2 separate regions of the Homo sapiens genome follow, and region 2 is linked to region 1. The links are chromatin loops, found by intact Hi-C in ENCODE. Cell type or tissue: spleen. All regions are shown on one strand. Links, peaks and the distances in the headings refer to the core of each region. The heading gives the core; the rest is flanking DNA. Region 1 overlaps GOT1-DT (GOT1 divergent transcript). Region 2 holds the start of NKX2-3 (NK2 homeobox 3).

Region 1 (2,912 bases), core at 194-2,693:
TAATAATAGTTCTACCTCATGGGATTGCTATGAGGATTAAATGATTTAATTTAATTAAATGATTTCATACAAAACTGAATTGTACTTGACACTTAGTACTCAGGTATTAACTGGGACCGTTATTATCATCACAGATGTTGTTTACAAGCACTTGCCTTTGAGATTTGTTTAGCTTTTTTATTAAATTACTAGCGGTATACTAGAACAGTACGTAGGCTGGGGCCTGGAGTCAAATTCTAGCTTTGCCTCTTATAGTTTTGAAACTTTGAGTAAATTACTTGATGTGTCTGAGTTTTAATATTCTTATATGTAATTTACTTTTAAAAAGAATTTTGCTTAGTGTTGATATACACACATTTAACACAGTTATAGAAATTATTGTTTTTACTATTGTCATATGAGGAAATTCGTCCCTGGGTTGCTGTAGGGTGCTAATGGTTAGGCAAACTCTCTTTGAAGTCTGCCTGATCTGGCCCCTTGCAGGCATGTACTCCGAAATATTTTTCAAATGGAAAAGAAAACAGAGAACACAATTTTCAAAATATCTAGAGCCCTCCAAGAAGTCTTTGTAGAGATCTATAAAATCTCAAGGCAATTTAAAGGTAATAAGACAACTTTATTAATAATTAATTAAAATGTAAATGTTAATGATAGCCCTTTGTATAGCTATATTATCTTTTTCTGAAGAATAGAAAAATGTTTTAGAAACACTATTCTCTCCACATCCTGGGGCAGCAGCCTTCTCCAAAGAAACAGAAAGAAGGAAATGGATTGCCTTAGCAAAAAAACAAATGAAGACACTCCAAATAACAGAAGAATGGGAAGGCTACAGACCTTGAAGTCAGAAGAAAATTTCCTCTCCTTGCCCCGTTTCTCCTTAAATGGATCACCAGTACAGTCTCTTACTTCTAGAGCCATGTTAAGCTTTCTTCCCCAAAGTTGTAATGTCCTTCTTTTGGTTGTGTCGTGTCCTAAAATCCTACTCTTTGGTACAAGATGAAGGTATATGAAGAGATAATGAAGGAAACAAATTCAATGTGTTTGCCAAGAACACAGTCTTTTAAATAACTCTTAAAGGGTTCGTTTAAAACAGTGTAATAAATTGTGGTAATCTAGTACACAAAGCTAGTAGGAACCTCGTTTATTAATAATATTTCAACATTGAGCAGTAGAGGGCAGCACTATCCTTCTTTTGCAAAATGTTGAGCACTCTTGAGAAGGAAAATAAAGGCAAAGCTCCTGACCCCTGTGTCTGTGTTTACTTTTACCATTAAAAAAAAACAAAAAATTGGAGTATTTTTATTATGGTTTAGGTGATTATGTATAAAGAATGTCAGAGCCTGCATTACCTGGAAGTGGTGCACCAGGTAATGCAAAAAACACGGAAGGTTTGAGGTCCCCCACTCAGGATATGGGTTCTGTCTAGTAAAGATAAACAGTAGCTTGACCCTGGGTAATCAGATAGGGTTATTGTATGAACAGACCTAATGCTCCTGCACGTTCTGGATAGAAGTCAATCTACTGAAATAGCAGGATGTAGTTTTAAAAAATGTGTGTAACTCATATAGTCTTAGCCCTGATAAGTGCTTCTAAATTCTTATTCACTGCCTTTATTCTGCTGTGTTAGTGTTGCTCTCTGTCATACGTGGGTCAGGTCAGAACTAGCTCAAATACAGTATGTGTATTATGACTTTAAGGAGTGGTGTCAGACAAGATGGGTAAAGAATGTCTTTCATGGGACTGCAGTTGGCTAAATGGCTGTGTATAAGTAGTGAAATTGAAGCCTTGTATGCTCGTCGTCATTCTATCACAGTATGATTTGAGTTTCCCTAACCGGTAAACAGCAAGAAAAAATGATCTGTTATTTTTTACTAAAGTTACTTGATGCTCTTTAGCAAGCTGACAGAATAATTCTAATTTTAGCAAATACAAAACCATGGTAATCCTAGCACATTTGGATTCTGTTTAACCCTGAAAACTCTTTTGGCAGCAAATCTTCAATGCCAATTTAGATAAATCCCACTAGGAATAAGCACTGAAAGACGTTGAGTCTAGTTCCCAGCTCTGCCATGTGAAGTTGGGCAAATTACAGTCTCTGAGCTTTTATTTCATCTGTTAAATGGAGATAATACCTCCTAGATTTATTAAAAGGGTCAATTTAGAAAATATGTATTAAAATGGTTTGAAAGCCATTTAAGTACCTAATGAATATTTCTATCACTGTAGCCCAAAAAGATTCCTGCCTAGAAGACTTTATGTCTCTTCTCCTCATTTGGTATCATTCTATTGCCTGAGATTGTTAATTAACTTTTATGTATACTCAATATTTTCTCCCAACTTGGTTGCTAGTTCCTTGAGAACTGAAACCATCAATTGCACTTCTTGGTATCCTCCACAATAAGGTATCTAGGTACTCAAATATTTGTTGGTTGATTAAAAACATAAACCACAAGACATAATTAACTCTTTTTAAAATTGTGGTAAAAAAACATGTATTTACCATCTTAATCATTTTTAAGTATACTGTATATTAGTGTTTACTATATGCACATTGTTGTGCAACACATCTCTAGGACTTTTTCATCCAGAATTCTTTTTTTTTGAGACAGAGTCTTGCTGTGTCGCCCAAGCTGGAGTTCAGTGGCACCATCCTGGCTCACTGCAACTGCTGCCTCCCAGGTTCAAGTGATTCTCCTGCCTCAGCCTCCCGAGTAGCTGGGATTACATGTGCCTGCCACCACGCCTGGCAAGTTTTTGTATTTTTAGTAGAAATGGTGTTTTACCATGTTGGCCAAGACTGGCCTAGAACTCCAGACCTCAAGTGATCCACCCGCCTCAGCAGCCCAAAGTGGTGGGATTACAGGCATGAGCAACTGTGCCTGGCCTAGCCATTTTCTATAAACCTGAAAATA
Region 2 (2,912 bases), core at 135-2,634, 97 kb after region 1:
GCAAGGCCTACATTCAGGCTCCTGATTTCAATAGGTGGAAAAGAAGGCTGCCAAGGCTGGGTCACCTCCCTTGTGAGGACAGATCCTGCTCTCAGTATGTGCCACACTCCAGCCACGCACCACCAATGCAGTCAACAAACACTGCTTGACCTCCCATACAGAAAAGCAGTCGTTGACACGTACTGAGCGCTTAACACGCGTGAGGCCGTGCACTAAGATTCTGGCATGTTTTGCCTCATTCAACCCTAGCAACAACCAAAAAAGGTATTACTGCCTTCGTTTTATAGACGAGAAAACAGACTTAGAAACGCCGAAGATCACACACTGACTAGGCCAAGCAAGAGCTGTCGAATACCAAAGTTTAGTCATAACTCTATCTTCCTTTCACATACTGCTCTGTGCGGCTGCTGCCAGGGATACAAGGGCAAAAGCAACCCCGGGACACTGCCCTCATGGAGCTTACAGTCTAACTGGGGCGACCAGGCAGGCACATACAGCTATAGAATTAAGTGGGAAGTGATAAGTGACATGCATGTCCTTTGCTAACACAAGCTGCAGGTTCAGAGCCTGAAAGAGGGGACTTCCGGCTAGACGATCTAGGAGCTCTTCCTTGGAGAACAGTTTCCACTCGTGGAGGCTAAGTGTCAGAAACATGTTCCAAGTGGAGAGAAAGCTTGAGCAAAGGCAACAAGTTGAAAAAGGACATGTCGCCCACCCATAGATAGATAAAACACTGCATCTCCTCGTGGATCCAGCGCCCAGTATTTACCCGCCAGGAAGTTTTCCTGCCCCGCGCAGCAGCTGAAAAAAACACACTCCTGGGGCATCCTTCCCTGGCGTTGGTTCGTGGACAGCAAGCCTCCCAGAACTGGCCTAGGTCGGGAAGGTGCAGCCACGCGGGAATCAATGGTTCAGGAACCGGATCTGTGCAGCCTCGCCCGCAGCGTCTCGGACTTCAGGACTCTATACTAGTCCTTGTCTATTTCTGGTAGAGCCGCAACATCCCACTCGCAGAGAGCAGGGGGCGTGGCCCACATGAGCCAGAACCTATAGGGAGGGAGGTTGGGGCGCCAGCCCCGCCCCCCCAACGTGACGCAAATCTCCCGGACAGAGGCTTAGGAGCCCGGGCCCCAGTCCCTGCAGTGGCTGTAACAAAACCCAGACCCCCAGGTCCCGGCCAATGGAGGCGATTTAGACTGGAGTGGGACCGCGTCTGTCAAAAGCCCGACTCGGCAGCAGCGGCGGAGTCCAGGAGGAGAGCTGGAGCCGCCGCGCTGCCTCCCCGCCCCCGCCGGGATTTATTATTTGGACTGGACAATTAAGTGGCCCTGATGATGTTACCAAGCCCGGTCACCTCCACCCCTTTCTCAGTCAAAGACATTTTGAATCTGGAGCAGCAGCACCAGCACTTCCATGGTGCGCACTTGCAGGCGGACTTGGAGCACCACTTCCACTCTGCGCCCTGCATGCTGGCCGCCGCTGAGGGGACGCAATTTTCTGACGGAGGGGAGGAGGACGAGGAAGACGAGGGCGAGAAATTGTCCTATTTGAACTCACTAGCCGCAGCAGACGGCCACGGGGATTCAGGGCTGTGTCCCCAGGGCTATGTCCACACGGTCCTGCGAGACTCGTGCAGCGAGCCCAAGGAACATGAAGAGGAGCCCGAGGTCGTGAGGGACCGGAGCCAAAGTGAGTAGAGGGGGAAAGAAAACGCACCCGCACACCTGGAGCAATGGCAGAGCGCACACAAACAGCCCACAGACCTTGCCAGCGCAGCTGCCCATCCCTTTACCCTTTGGCTGGGGCCATGCCTCCGCCCTGGTCACCGACAGCTCCACAAAGCGCAGGTACCTGCAAGGGAGCCGGGGTGGAGAGACAAGGACGAGGTGACCCTGACAACTACTCCCCCCAAAAGGGGGAAATGAGGGAAGGGAAGGTGGTTACTGCTGCCCTGATGCTGAGAGGCGACGTGGGCTCAGCGCCTGGGTCCTCATAACTGGCAGTATTTTTGCTCTTCCCCCCGCCCCAAAAGGCTCTTCCCCCAAAAAGGGCAGGAGCCTGGACCTTTTTCGTTTTCCCTCTAGGGTGAGATGAGTTCTCTTAGCCCAGGGCAGCCACCCCTTCTTCTCCGAAAAGACAGCCCAAGCAGCCTGTGTCTCTCGCACCCGCAGGGGCAGGAACTTTGGTGGAGGCCAGCTGGGCGGTTTCCTCCCTTCTCTGCTTGGAGCTCAGCGTCCTTGAACCCGTGGCACTCGGTAGAGAGAGAGGAGATGATCGGAAAGTGCGTGGGAACAATGTCTATTCCGCGCGACCATAGCTCTCACATCCCTAAGGCGCCAGCCTTTTTTGAAAATCCGTAACGTTTTGCTTTGTGTCCCAGGCTGCGGGCCTAATAGAAAACGCGCCGAACTTGAGTCCGAGATCTTGGCTGCTCACATCGGATGGGAAGTGAATTGATAGGGAGATGGGATAATCAAATAAAGTCCCCAAGGAAGTGTATTTAAGAGGACAGAATCACAGTCTTTCCCCAAGAGGCGGTTTGATGTGGCAGAGGCCAAGGCCTATGCTCTCATAGTTCCCAGAGCCGAAAATCGGCATGAAACTGTCTATAACTAGTCAATCAAACTTCATTTTCAAAGTGCACACAGATGTCGTCATAACATTCGCTTGTAGTCTTTTATAAGCCACACACACACACAAGTCCCTGAGCCATGCACAAGCGTTACACTCAGAACAGATTTTCGCGCAACCCATGCCCACCGGCCCACTCATACCAACACGCCTCACACCTTCAGTTATCCTTGGTGGAGTAGAATGCAAACGAGTTTGCAAATACTGTAGTTATTATGTAGTTGCAAGCCTTCATCCTGAAAATAGTCATTAGCACGTCGAGCCGCATATTTAATACAGAG

The links. Peaks named below come from ENCODE experiments on the same cell type or tissue, not always from the same donor. Only the 100,000 strongest peaks of a DNase experiment are listed, where the experiment ranks them.
Region 2: it touches region 1 in a loop (2.8-fold over the local background); 22 of 110 quality-filtered maps call a loop at or near these places.

Annotation. Positions count from the first base shown.
Region 1 is chr10:99,435,022-99,437,933 of GRCh38, forward strand. All of the region lies in intron 3 of GOT1-DT (GOT1 divergent transcript), which reads left to right. Among named protein-coding and RNA genes, the nearest start is that of GOT1-DT, 5.5 kb to the left of the region's middle. In spleen, for the core only: a CTCF peak has its summit at 1,142 (motif pointing right); no DNase peak of the experiment used is centred there; H3K27ac peaks cover 629 bases.
Region 2 is chr10:99,531,801-99,534,712 of GRCh38, forward strand. NKX2-3 (NK2 homeobox 3) reads left to right here and starts at 1,142. Exons shown (of 2, transcript NM_145285.3): 1 at 1,142-1,689. The coding sequence starts at 1,332. RefSeq lists an enhancer at 472-1,363. In spleen, for the core only: no CTCF peak of the experiment used is centred there; DNase peaks (open chromatin) are centred at 1,151 and 2,216; H3K4me3 peaks cover 2,500 bases; H3K27ac peaks cover 2,500 bases; H3K27me3 peaks cover 2,500 bases.